Regions from separate parts of the Mus musculus genome. Here regions 1 and 3 are each linked to region 2. Evidence: chromatin contacts called from ENCODE Hi-C or POLR2A ChIA-PET data. All regions are on one chromosome and are shown on one strand. Each heading gives the region's core, a stretch centred on a gene start or an enhancer-like site at or near the end of the contact. The rest is flanking DNA. Distances are from core to core; before and after follow the strand shown.

Evidence for each region. A loop is a pair of places that touch in the nucleus more often than their neighbours do. ChIA-PET counts read pairs that join two places held with the same protein, here RNA polymerase II (POLR2A).
Region 1: POLR2A ChIA-PET joins it to region 2 with 17 read pairs in embryonic stem cell. The contact joins the enhancer-like site here to the promoter of Dcaf6 in region 2. POLR2A ChIA-PET finds 5 or more read pairs at or near these places in 3 of 5 experiments (Patski and embryonic stem cell).
Region 3: a loop to region 2 is called in a map of left cerebral cortex, with 13 times the contacts of the local background. The contact joins the promoter of Tiprl here to the promoter of Dcaf6 in region 2. A Hi-C loop is called at or near these places in 14 of 37 maps with a recorded cell type or tissue (Patski, T-helper 17 cell, gastrocnemius and 3 more). POLR2A ChIA-PET finds 5 or more read pairs at or near these places in 4 of 5 experiments (Patski and embryonic stem cell).

Annotation. Positions count from the first base shown.
Region 1 is chr1:165,615,423-165,619,682 of GRCm38, reverse strand. All of the region lies in intron 1 of Mpzl1 (myelin protein zero-like 1), which reads left to right. Among named protein-coding and RNA genes, the nearest start is that of Mpzl1, 17 kb to the left of the region's middle. Within about 2 kb of position 1,405, at least 3 of the 3 ENCODE cell types and tissues checked have a DNase peak (open chromatin) inside an H3K27ac peak, as active enhancers do.
Region 2 is chr1:165,457,522-165,462,160 of GRCm38, reverse strand. Dcaf6 (DDB1 and CUL4 associated factor 6) reads left to right here and starts at 1,698. Exons shown (of 19, transcript NM_028759.1): 1 at 1,698-2,030. The coding sequence starts at 1,934. Mpc2 (mitochondrial pyruvate carrier 2) reads right to left here and starts at 901. Exons shown (of 5, transcript NM_027430.3): 1 at 650-901. The coding sequence starts at 758.
Region 3 is chr1:165,233,952-165,238,694 of GRCm38, reverse strand. Tiprl (TIP41, TOR signalling pathway regulator-like (S. cerevisiae)) reads left to right here and starts at 1,737. Exons shown (of 7, transcript NM_145513.4): 1 at 1,737-1,965. The coding sequence starts at 1,862.

The sequences.
Region 1 (4,260 bases), core at 156-2,655, 160 kb before region 2:
CTGTCTGCACAAGGCTGTCGCTTCCTGCATAGACTTGTAAGAATGAATGCTTGATTGGAAAAAAGCACTCAGTCACAGGAAAGAGATGAACAGTGCACACAGAGAGAGACAGAGAAGCCATTCCAGGCCTTATAGTCAAGTGACTTATAGTCAGTGCAGTGACTGGCCTGATTTAGGACCTTGTGAATATTTCTCATTTCAGCAACAGAAAAATCTTTGTTGGTCCAGAAAAAAAGTTAAGGCTAGGGACGTGGCCAGCTGGACATGGGTGTGAATGGTAGGGATTGGCCCTGAGACTGGAGAATCCTGCCTGTTCCCACAAGTACATGGATGTTTCCCTTACATTGAGATTCCGATAGATAAATTCCCTTTGGAGGAGACCTGTAGATGCTGCCTTCAAGACAGTTCCAGCCAACAGATATTGTCCCGAGTAATCTCTATAGACACCCTCCACCCCCGCCCCACCATGATGGTGTTTTAAAACTTGGATTTTTTTGTTTGTTTGGCTTTTCAAGACAGTATTTCTCTCTCTAACCTTGGCTGTCCTGGAACTCACTCACTCTGTAGACCAGGCTGGCCTCAAACTTCGAGACCCACCTGCCTCTGCCTCCTGGGTGCTGGAGTTAAAGGTGTGCGCCACCACCCCTGCAAATCTTGAATTAAAAAAAAAATGATTTTGGTTTTCTTTTTTAAAGACTTGTTTGTTTGTTTATTATATGAGTATGCTGTAGCTGACATATTAGAAAAGGGCATCGGATCCTGTTATAGATGGTTGTGAGCCACCATGTGGTTGCTGGGAATTGAACTTAGGTCCTCTGCAAGAGCAGCCACGGTTCTTAAGTGCTACGCTGAGCCATCTCTCCAACTCAAATCTTGAAACCTTTATTGTGAAGCACTCAGAACGTTGTATATTTTGTTCTTTCTTTCCTTAGTTCTCTCATTTTGTGCCCCCCACCCCCACCCCCAGCATCAAACAACACCTGAACACATTGAGAAGGGACCACGCGACTGTCAGGTCAAGAGTGTAATAGTGAACATAGAACCCGTCCTCTGCCCTCTGATGGCTATAGACAGCTGTCCTTTCCACAGAGCACAATGGGAGAAGTGCCCAGGGAAGGACAGGATGTCATGGGATCACCAAGTGTGGGGGAAGGAAGTCATTTTGAGATTGAAGCCTGAAGCAGAGGCTCAGACAGCGTGCAGAGGAAGGAGTGTGTTCCCGGCGAGTGGAAAGTTCACTTGATGAGGATTTCAGGCTCACTGAATGGAGTATATTTCTGTAGCCGTCCCTGACTTTGTGTCATTCAGCTAAGAGGGTTCCAAAATAGCAACCCTGACGCATGGAAGAAAGGAGCCCATTTGAGCTCTCAGTGGCCTCTGGCCACCAACCGCTGCCAAGCAGCTCTGCACCTGCGCAGTCGCTGCTGACACACGTGACCAAGCTCTGCTTAGCCAGTCAGATTGTTCAGGCACAGTGGGTACTACTGAATGTTTTGCCTGGAACATTCTGGGACTGAAAAAAGATGTTTTTCCCCTTCTTACTAATGTCTTTCCCTCACTTTGTTTGTTGTTTGGTTTTTGAGACAGGGTTTCTCCGTGTAGCTCTGGGTATCCTGGAAACCACGCTGTAGACCAGGCTGGCCTCGAACTCAGAGATCCACATGCATTAGTCTCTGGAGTGCTGAGATTAAAGCATTCCACCACCACGTGGCTCTCCCTCAGTTTTTATCCTGAAACATAAAATGTTTGGGGGGGGGGGGGGGAGGCAGAGAAAGAACACAGCTCATGGGGTAAATAGAGAGTAAGAGCCCAGGCACCTGTCCCTTCCACCGTGGTGGCCCAGCGGTAAACTCCTCCTGAATGACCTTGTGTTTAGTGTTTTGTTTTTTTCTTTTAAAAGGTCACATGAGGGCTTGTCTTAGCAGATAGTATTAGCCCATCACCATGTTCCAACAAAATCAATGAAGCATAGGCCAGAGAGCAGTTCCTAAATAGATGGATTTATACGCTTTCATGAGAGGCCATACTGGCAACTTCAAAGTGCTTGCCGGGGTGGGGGTGGGGCTGGGGGTGGGGGTGGGAGGCTGCGGATTAAAGCAACCGCCTTCTTTCAATGACAGGGAAAACCTTAACAGGATCCTTTGTAACAGTAACAGAACGAGGATGGTCTCAACCAAAAGCTGTTTCAGGATCGTTGTCTGCCTGGGCTGTGGGGGTGTTTTGTTTACTCACAACTATGCTATCCAGTATATTTCCAGTGGTTTTACAAGTTTGAGTTTATTTGGAGTAATAAGGTCACTGGGCCGCCTCACTCACTTCCTGTTACGTTCGTAATTCAGAGTATTGGAACAGGCCATGTCAGGAAATGACCTCCTGGACGAGCCATGTTTGTCTAACCGGGTCTCAATTTGCTTTCTTCAGGCTGGGTGGTGTGGCACTCGTGCTGGGGACTCAGCTAGATAGATGGCCGGGTCAGAGTCTGCCTGAGCAGCTGCCAGACCCAAGAAACAAAGCTTCATTTCTTTGTTGTTTTCATACTCTGTATTTTCCTTTTGATCTTTACTAAAATGTCCTGGCTTTCCATCTAAACCATAAGCACATCAAGTGTGGGTATTGTTTGCTTCTTGTAGAAATGACCTTGCTGCGTTGTGTTTGCCGGTCAGGGATTCTCTAGGTGTCTTTCCATCTGAGGCAGTCTCCATGCTCTTTATAAACGGCAAAGTCACTGCTCAAAGATAAATTGGCAAGGCAGTGCGTTTTAGAAGCCCTAGTCTCTAGGGCTCAGTAACTGAAGAGTTCTTTCTGGGTTGTTTATTTGTTTTCTTGACCTTTGAGCCCCAGCATAACTCAGCAAAGTTTTCTGCTGCTTGTTAAACAAAGGGGGAAATGTGCCGATGCTGTTACTGTGTCAGGGTTTACACAGACGTTTGTTTATGTAAGCCTTGGACGTAAGTTCATGGAGTTTGGAAACACTTGATAAGCATTTTGTCTTTTTATTCATTAAATTTTTGTTTTATATGTAGGCCATAATCTTTCCCCTGATGTCAACAGGAAAAGTCATTTTAAAGTGTTTTAAGGCTCAGAGTTAATACATTGTGGCTTAGTTTTCTTTCTTTCCTTCTTTCCTCTTCCTCCTCCTCCTCTTCTTCCGACTCTTCCTTCTCTTCCTCCTCCTCCTCCATCTTTTTTCCTTTTGCTATAATAAATACTATGACCAAAACAGTTCACCATGAAGGGAAGCCTGATTAGGGGCTCAAAGCAAGAACGGACGCAGAAGCCGTAGAGGAAGTCTGATCACCACTGCCTTGCTTTCCAGGCTCCCACTCAGCTACCTCTCTTTTGCCTTCCAGGACCATCTGCCTACAGTGGGTTGGTCCCTCCCACATTGATCATTAATCAATAAAATGTCCCACAGGCTTGCCTATCGGCCAACTTGACGAAGGCATTGCCTCACCTGAGGTCCCTTCTTAGATGACTGTAATAGGTGCCAAGTTCACAGTGAACTAACTAACACATTGCAGCTTCCCTCAACTTTGTTTTTACTCTTATGTTGTTAACTTCCATTTCAGTTATGTGTGTGTGCATGCACACAGCATGGAAGTTGGAGTGAGATACTGTGTATGCTGTGGCCTGCATGCGGAGGTCAGAGGACAACTGTCAGGGATCTGTCCTCTCTGTCTGTTATGGGCTTTGTGCCAAGGACCAGCCTCAGCTTGGCTTGGGGTTCCTAAGAGAAAGGGTGTCTGGGAGCCGCGAAACAGTTCTAAGCTGACGACTTGTGTTCCGCTAGAGACAGCTTTCCAGATTGCTCGCTGTGTTCTACTCTGCTCGAGACAGCTTTCTCTTGCTATTCTAAAAACTCTTACGATAGCTCAGATCAAAAGCCCAGTTTTTAATTTATGTATCAATTCAGTCATTCCCCAGGTTCCGATGAATCAGCATCCTGTGACTCCAGCCCTTTGATTCTTAGACAGAGTCAGCAAGCACAAGCACAGACAATAAGATAGCTGGGTGAGACCCAACTCTGAAATTATCATTCCTACCATGCCTGGGCCTGGACCTAAATTCCCTCTGTCCCAGGCTGATCTTGATCTCAGGAATCTACCGGCCTTTGTAAGTATAAACAAAAAAACTTTGCTGGATGGGACCTTGCCGTGTGATCACCACTCCCTAAATCTATTTCTTTCCTTCCTTAGTATCTGACAAGCTAGCTCAGAGTTCAGTTGCCTTTAGGTCTGTGAAGCTCATTATATAATTTGT
Region 2 (4,639 bases), core at 449-2,948:
CACATCTTGGTGAGCGGTGGAACAGAACTGTATTCATATCTGCCCACATAAAACACAGATATAACCTGGTCAGTGATTGCATAATGACTGGCTTATTATACTGGGTCTATGGAACCAGGTTGACATTGACTGAACCGGGAAGGGGAAGGGGATGGGGGTGGGGAGCGTCCAATTTTGGGGAGGGCTCACTTAGCAGGCCTCTGCCAAGAGGAACTAAAGTATGACCTTTACTCCAAACCCTCTGCTGAGACCAGACAGACACCTTTTCAGCTCTACCCCACGTGTGCGTTAGAAATTCACGGAGGGAGAAAGGGGAGGAGAAGGAGGGTTTCATGGTGGCCCAAGACCCCTTCGTGGCTCTCAGGAGTTAAGTAAGGTTCAAGTCTGGAGGAGAGGTCGGGAGTGTGAGCAGTGTTTAAGGGAGCGAAGACATCAAAAGTCAACAAGGGCACTGGGTGCTGATACTCGGTTTTTGGAAAGAGACCTAAGATGAAACAAGGTGAAAGACTAGGAGAATTGATGGATTCCCTTCAGTGGCGAGATGAGGGCTCTGGGATTCCGGTAGCAACTCAACTGTCACAGGGCCTCTAATGTCCCGGTTTCGGAGGGAGAGGAACGATCTCCGTGCGAGCCGTTCAGGATTCATTACCTGCCGGGTGGTTGTAAAGCGGCCTCAATTTCTTTGGCAGCAACAACTCCACTTTATCCATGAGTCGGTGGTAGGTGGCCCGCAGGCCTCGGGCGCCGGCAGCTGCCATCGCGGCGGCCTAGGGATCGACAGCAGCAGGGTGGGAGCGCCGCTGTGTCCGCGTTCCTGGCTGACAACGAAGGGCGGCTCGTCACTTTCTCTCTGCAGCGCTGGGGCGTCCGCCTCTGCCCTAGGGCGCCCTTCCCCGGCTCTGGCAGCCAGAGGTGAAGCACCTAGAGGCCGAGTCCCGCAAAGGCTCAGGGGGGCGGAGCTCAGCAAAAGCCCGCCCCGGCCCGCCTCCTGCGAGCGGGTTGGGGAGACCGAGGGGGAGGAGTCATGGCAACAGGTGCTACAGAGGTCGCCGTGCTGGGGCCGCTAGAGCTAGGCGGGCGAGGCGTTGCGCAAGCTTAACGGCCTGCTCTAATTGGCTGGCCTCACAGAGCGGAAGAGGCGTGGCCAGAAATCATCTCCTTCCGGCCCTGGAGGCCATGTTGGAGAGGGGAACCTGAAGCCGCACTTCCGCCCGGTCCCTCACTTTGACTAATAAGCTTTCTGGGCTTCCCTCTCCCGAACTGAAGATGACGCTGGATACCTGTCGGACTTCCTCTTATTTACTTATTGTTTTTGAGTCGGTGTCTTCGCTGTGTACCCCAGGCTGGCTTGGATCTCGCTATGGTCCAGCCTCCCGACTGCTGGGATTGCATGCATGGGTCATCACGCCCGGTTTTTTCCTTTGACTCGAGAGGCGTGAGCAAGACAACCTCAGCGGCTTCCGTCATGCCTCTCCAATCCATTAAGGAGTAGGCTAGAGCGCCCTCAAGCTCCTCTCCTAGGGTGAGGGCAATCGTGACGCACAGCGGCTTCTGTTGCCCGTGTGCATCCTCTCGCGAGAAGGGCCGGGAGGGGGCGTGGTCTAGGGAGGAGAGGGAGGAGCTCGCGGCCGCCTCCGCCTTCGCCTCCGCCTCCCGCGGGAGGGGGGTCGAGGGAGGGGACTGTTGCCGATCTCTAGATGTTCTGGGTAGTCTGAGGAGAGTATGAGGCGAGCCGTGGCCCGGGTACCTCTCCGCTCCCGGGGAGAAGGCGCGGCCGTGGCTGCCGCCCTCTGAGTCGCGGCGCCGGCGAGGCCCCGGGGCGCGCGCATGGTGCTGGTGCCGCTCGGGTGTTGATCGGCCTGTCCCCTCCCTCTCTTCCCCTCCCCACCCCCCGCGGTGGTCTCCCCTTTCCCACCCCAGCCCCTGCGGAGCCATGGCTCGGAGTGGCTCCTGCCCGCACCTGTTGTGGGACGTGAGGAAAAGGTCCCTTGGGCTGGAGGACCCGTCCCGGCTGAGGAGCCGCTACCTGGGTGAGCGGGGGCCCCGGGGCGGCGGCGCTGAGGTCGCCGCCCAGAGGTGGGGGAGGGGGCGCCGCCGGGGCTGTTGGCGACCGGACCGAGCCCCGACCGGGGCGCCCCGCAGGCTAGGTCTCAGGTGGGATGACGGCGATCCGCGCCCGCTCCTCCTAAGGTCGGGGTCCCCTTTGCAAGCTGCCAGGCGCGGCTCAAGCTGGGCTTCCCTCGGAGAGCCGGGCCGTGGGGAGGCGGCACTAAGCCCGGAAAGGTGTTGGGGTCGCTCGTGGGCTGGGACTCCGGAGAAGACTCCGCGAGCCTTACGGAGATGCCACGTTGAACGCCAAAGTTGGCGCTTTTGCTTTTCTCCGGAGCTGTCCCCGCTCAGCCGAAGACCTCAAGGTGTTGCTTGTCCACCTTCTTCTTCGGCTTCCGCAAGGGGTTAGATGTCGCCCGAGAGAGACGCTGTTGACCACCCTCAGGGACTTGACACCCCAGCCGGGCTCGCTGTAAACCGTGGCGCTTAGCCCAAACCTAAAAGAGATCGCGGAGCCCTCCCCACCCCCGCGCCTTCCCAGGTCCAGCCTGCTGTCAGTCCCGTAGACCTCTTTTAGGTGGTGTAAGGTTTCACGTTCCTGTTCCCACCCCTGGAAAACACACTTGGCATTTTCTGTTTCTTAGTTAAGCTTTCTAAAAACAACCTTCAGGACTGTGGACGCAGGGTTCCACCTTTTTCGTTCTGTGTACCGTGAGTTTTGTTGAGTGTGTTGGGTCATGCCAGAGTCAACTAAAAAGTCCTGTTTCTTCAAAGTGCCTCCTCCCCCCAACTCTGTCATTTCTTTGCCAAGTGAAGCGATTTGTTGCTGTCATTTTTTTTTTTTTTTTTACTAACAACAAAAATAGAAAGAAATGAAATCTCATTACAGCCAATACTACTGGCTGTAAATTGCTTAAAGGACGCCTAGGTGTGCGTTTTAATGTTTTTAAATGAATGTTATCATTGTAAGAATTAAATACAAAAAAGCAGAAGTCCCAGAATCGGTCCCATTTGGATTTCATGCCACTGCCCCTAGAAATGTTTCTGTTTTGTGATTATTTTCCTTGATTTATTTCCTTCTTAGAAATGCATACATATATAAATACTAGTGCCTGTATGTGCACCCTACATGTGTGTGAATGAAAACCGGATGCATGGTGGTGAAAGCATTTTTCTCCCTTGCTTTTTTCTTCACTGCGTCTGGAGATCCTTTTAGACATAAAAATGTGTGTAAAACATTACATAGTACTTAATGAAGAATTTTAATGTTCTAAGTTTTAGTCTCTTTAATTTTTATTTGAAAGAGACTCCTTATATAGTCCAGACTAGCCTTAACTTTTATCTCATTCTCCTGATAGCTGGGATTACACTGTAAATTTTCACCTGACCCTGTCCCCTTTTCTGTAATATGTGTTCACTGTCATGACTGTGCAAACATCATTTACATATGTTGTAGTAAGTACCTAGACTGCTTGTTTTTAATATTTGTAAAGTCCTTTTTAAAATCCTTGTCTTAAAAGAGGTGTGAAAGTTTATTTTAAAATTTAGTTTGTGTAGAAAAAACAGACTTTTACCTTAATAAAGCAAATGCTAAAGTTTTGTGTGAGTGAAGTTATAATTTAGTCTTATTTCAATTGGGTTTGGCTGTGTATAATAAAGGTAATGAGAACATGGTCAGTGGGGCTCTCGAGATGGCTCAGCGGGTGAGGGTGCCAGCTACCAAGCCTCTGCTGCTTCAGTTTGTTCTCTAGACTCTGACATTGCAAAGAGAAAACTCTTTAAGACTAAGAACTGCCTTAGTCTTCTAAGTTCTGGAGTTACTGATGTTTGCCACTATGTTTAGCTTTAAGTAATTGAAGTGTAACAATGATGCATACTTCAGCACTTCTTTAAAAGCGATTTTTCCTGGGTTAGATGGCAGACATCTGTAATCCTGTAATCCCAGCACTTCCAAGGTAAAGGGCTGGCTGGTAGGATCACCTGTTTAAGGTCATCTTTGAAATAAAACCTATGGGCAGGCAGTCTAATGAATCTGATACCTAATAAGTTTCTTTGTGTGTGTGGGGGGGGGGAGGATGACCTTTCTCATAAAGCCTTTTTTGATGAGGAAGGAGACTTGCTGCTAGTTTGAAGGATTTTTAGTGAAACTCTGTCTCAAAAAACAAACAAACATACAAACAAACAAACAAACAAACACCCTTTTAAATTCCAAGTGCAAGGAACTTAGAAAGTTAGTTGATTTCTTAAAGACATGCAGATTTAAACATCATAATTGTTCAGAGTTTTATAGTTTGCATTTTCTCCTAATAGGCTTCTATTATTTGCATTCCTAATAATAAATTACTGCTAAGTAACATTCAAACTGGAATGCTCATTTTTATGGAGGTTTCGATACTAAAGAAACAAAACACAAAGGTTCCATTAACTTCCTCAGGAACTGAACAAGGAGAGAAAACTCTGACAAAATTACCAGTTTTTTAGATAATGACGCTAATGTATTCACTGACTTCCTATAGCACACAAACAGGATTGGTATTGTCACTGCCTGATCTTAAGTGTGTGAAGATTAGGTACTGGGATGTAGCTCATT
Region 3 (4,743 bases), core at 488-2,987, 220 kb after region 2:
CCAGAAAAGAATCACATTATTTTGCCAGTTTTCACAGGTACACTTCCAGATAACAAGTATGGAAATAAAATACAACATGGTAGGTTCAAAGATGGAGGAATGTGATTTTAGAGTCAATTGAACATGACTTGATACATTGTAGTTAGGAGAGACTCTCCTTCAGTGTGGTAGTTTGAGTAGCAGACCTGTTGTTGTCGCTGTTAGGTAGAATGATTGAAACTAAACTCAGCCTCAGCCATGACCTATGCTGAAAGAACAAGAGGCACATTTGTTTGTTTATTGAAACAAGGAATACATAGGCCTGGAATTTGCTATGTAGACTAGGCTGTTTTCAAAAATCACAGAGATTCTATACATTTTTTTCTTGGCCTAATGCAGAAAAATTCAAAGGAAGACTTCATATAGTAAGAATGTTGGAGGCTTGGTGAAAAACACACACACACACACACACACACACACACACACACGGCACTTGGGAAGAAGCAGAACAATCAGGAATTCAAGGTCCTCCTTAGCTACAATAGTGAATTGAAGGCTAGCCTAGGCTGGCTGTATGGAACTCTTTCAGAAAGAAAAGAGGATGGATTTCGTTGCATGTAATTTGCTCATTTACCTCCTTATTAGGTCTTCTAGCAGATCTAGATGATGTGAGGTTTACAATGTAACGTCAGTGAAAGGACCCCAGCCTCCTTGGGAAGTGCGTCAGGGGCCAACCTCTGGAGGTCAGTGATGGTAGACAATCCTCCACTATTCGGGATGAACATCTTTATCCTCTGCGGAAGCTGAGACGCCCTACTTTCCGTAGGCAATGGAAATAGAGTAACTATGTAGGAACCAAGGATAGGATGCCAACGGAATGAATTAATCCAGACACCTTGGGCAGGGGAAATTGATGATGGGTTCCTGGGACAGACACACAAACAGAAAATACCTGAGGAGGAAAAGGTTTACTTGGCTTAACACCTTCTGGTAGACAAGGTAGGAATTGAAGCAGAAATCATGCAACAACGCTGCTTAGCGGTTCCAGCGTCGATGAAACAAACACTGAGTGAATAAGAGAGGGGGTGTTGGAATTGAGATGGTGAACAGTTTTGAGATGCTCAAACATTAAACCATCTCATTTTGAGGCAGCTGGGGCCGAAAAGAATCAGTTGTGTTTTACCCAAAGATACACACAGTTGCACTGCAAGCATGGACGGAGCACCGGGCTTTCAGCGTCGTTTCCACTACACCTGTGTGCGGGTAGAAAAGTCTTAAAATATCATAAGGATAATTTGACGTTTCTTTCGTGGTACAAAGAATCAAACACAGGGCGTCGGCGGTTTGCACGGTAAGAAAGTGGGGCTCTTCCACTGGGATTCAAGGTGGAGGAGCTACTATTTGTCATTGGCTCCAAAGTCGCTGTTGGTGCTGGGCTTCCTGAGCGATAGGGACATTGGGCATGTCCTCTTCACCACGACTCATAAGCACAAGAGGTGATGACACTGCTTGGAGCGGTCTGTAAGGAGGAGGTAAGGCAGTGAAGCACGGGGCTCTGGATCCAGAAAGACAAATTCCCACATTCACTCTGGGGTGACGTCACCCGGAGACTTCAGGGCGGCGCGCCAGAGCGACACCCCCGCGCTCAAGTCCCGCCCCTCAGCGTCTCCACGTAAGACGTGTGTCACCCTGAGCTAGTGGTCCCGGAAGTAAAACCAGGAGGGGCGGAAGAGACGGCGGAAGGGCGGGCCTACGGCGCGGCGGCAGGGGGCGGGGCCGAGATGGTAACGGACGCGCCCAGGAGCCGCGCTGCAGAGAGGGCCATCGTGCGACCGCTGCCGCAGGCGCTTGCTCCGAGTAACCCTGCGGCTCCGCTTCTGCCATGATGATCCACGGCTTTCAGAGCAGCCACCAGGACTTCTCCTTCGGGCCTTGGAAGCTGACGGCGTCCAAGACCCACATCATGAAGTCTGCGGATGTGGAAAAGTGAGGCTGTGGGGCGGGGCCGGGCCGAGCCGAGCCGAGCCGAGCCGAGCCGGGCCAGGTCCGGTTGGTGTCCGGGCTGGGGGTCTGACGGTCTCGGTGCAGCCTCACGCGGTACTTGGGGCCGCAGGCTCGGTCCCTCTGACCGACCGTTGATTGACAACTTCAGTAAATGGTCCTGTTCCCTGCTCGCGGCGACCTCTGCTTGCTGGAACTGTAGCTTCTCAGGGTTGAACTGAGCGCGGCTGTTTTGGTGGACTTCACCTAAACCTCGCCGCTCCTTTTTTTCCTACCTAAGCCTGCGCAACCTTTCTGGGCGCGATGACCTGTTCCCTTGCGGGCAATGACGGAAATGGTATTTATGTTTAGTTTTGAGCTTCTTTGGTTCTGTGGTGTGCTCTTGAGGTTCTGAACATGAACCATTGAGTACCACAGACTTCAGAGGACGTGAGACCGTGTGACGTTACTGTGTGACTGTTTAGGATGAAGATTTCAGGTTTTTTTTTTTTTTTCTTTCCTTCTTTTAGCAAATCAGGTGCTGTGATAAGCACTTGAGATAGGACAGATGAAAGAGAAAGGCCCAAGGAATTCATAGTTTCACGAGAGACCGTTATATTATTGTGTGGTTGGTTAGGATGAAGATGTATACAGGTGTGTGTGCGCGTTAGTGTGTTCGCGCGAGGGTCAGTGCACCTGGGCAGAATCTTGATCAAGTCTGGAGACTGGATGGCCGGGTAAAGCCAGCACTCAGACTGAGATCTGAGGTGTTTGGGGATGCCTATAACTGTATCCTGACAAAGTTTGGGGGGGGGGCGCCCTGGCAGAGTGTTGCCTCCCTCGTCATTGGAGAGTTCTCTGTCTTGCTAAGAAGTTTGAATTTTATATAGTAGTCATCAGGTGTAGTTTTACTCAATATCTACATGCATCGTGGTTGTGTCTGGAAGGTTTCTTGGAGGTGTTGTAGAAGATGGAGGGCTGGAATGCTGGAGAGGAGGCCAGTAAGCAGGAAAGAGATGACAGAAGCTGAGATTCAGTGCTTAAGTTTGGTAGGCAGTTGATGGAAAGAAAGAAAAAGGGAGGCTCTTCAGGACCTTTTGTTGTTGTTGTTGTTGTTTAAAATTTACATATGTAAAAGAATCCTTTTTGAAACATAAGTTGTTTCAAATGTTATTAATTCAGAATATGTTTCTAATAGAATTGTTTTTGTTGTATGAGTGTTTTGCTGCATTGCATGTGGGCCTGGTTAGGGGGTGTCGTGGGAGAGGGGGCTGGATCCTCTAAATCTTAAACAAGGCCCAAACACCTCATTTCTAATGTTATGTTTTGCCTTTAGCAAATAGATACTACCAGTGATAGAGCTGAAAGACAGAGCATTTGAAGCAGCCTACCATAACGGAGCTGCTTTTCATGTAGCTGCACTATTGTGCATGACTACTAAATTTCACAAAACCTGTTAAAAGCCCTGGAGCTACCTTTATTATTTCATATTTGCTCTAATTCAGGAAAGTAGTTAAAACCTGTATTTTACAGACTCATCTTGTGGATCTCAATCTATCATTGTACTTAATCTCTTAGTCATTTAATGTTTTCTATCCCTTAAAGGTTAAGAATAAATTTTACCTAAACTTATGGTGAAAATGCCATTTCATTGTTTTTTTTTTTTTGTTTTTTTTGTTTTTTTTTTTTTGTTTTTTTGTCGTTGTTTTTTGAGACAGGGTTTCTCTGTATAGCCCTGGCTGTCCTAGAACTCACTCTGTAGACCAGGCTGGCCTTGAACTCAGAAATCTGCCTGCCTCTGCCTCCCAAGTGCTGGGATTAAAGGCGTGTACCACTCGCCGGGCCATTTCATTGTTCTTAACCATCTTAAAAATATGCAGTTTAGAAACCTCAGATAACAACAGGTAAAATAGAGTATGCACCCAGTTTTTGTCTTAATATACATCTTAAATATTTTCCCATCTTTCCTCTAAATAATTTAATGGTTTTATAATATTTCATCATATGGTTACAAATTTGTATAACCATCTATTCTTGTTTGTTTGTTTGTGACAAGACCTCTACATAGCCCTGGCTGTCCTGGAACTATGTAGATCAAGCTGCCATCAGCTCACAGAGATCTGCCTGCCTTTGCCTCCTGAGTGCTGGGACTAAAGATATGAGCCACCATACCAGGCTTAGTTATTGGTAATTGAGACAGAGTCTTTCTACATAGTCCTGGTGCCCTGGAACTCACTATGTGTAGGTAGGCTGCCCTTGAACTTGACCTGCCTGCCCCCCCCCCACCCCCCAAGTGGTAGGATTAAGGGCTTGTGTCCCCTTGCCTGGCCGTATAACCATTTATTTTGTCCTTTATGAAAATAAACAGCCGGGCTGTGATGGCTCACGTCTTTAATCCCAGCACTCTGGAGGTAGAGGCAGGTAGATGATCTGTGAGTTGGAGGAGAGCCAGGGCTACAGGGAGGAAAAAAACAGCATACGGCCCTTTTCACTATTATAACAGAAGTTATAACCATTAGTATATATAATCCAACCTCTCTGTATTTGGGGTTATTTTGTATAGATTAGTACAGTTTATAATTTGAGTCAGAAAGTATAAATCCGATTAAATTCTTTGAATGTTTTTGCTTGATTGTAGCTCCAAGGAGAAAGTCGATGTCCTAGAACATGAGTGAGTGAGCCAGTGTGATTAGGGCCCCAGGGGGGAATGTAGGTGACCTAGAGAGCCTAGTGAGCTGGTGCTGTGGCCTCAGGGGGGAAGCTGAGTCTCCTTGAGAGCCCTGT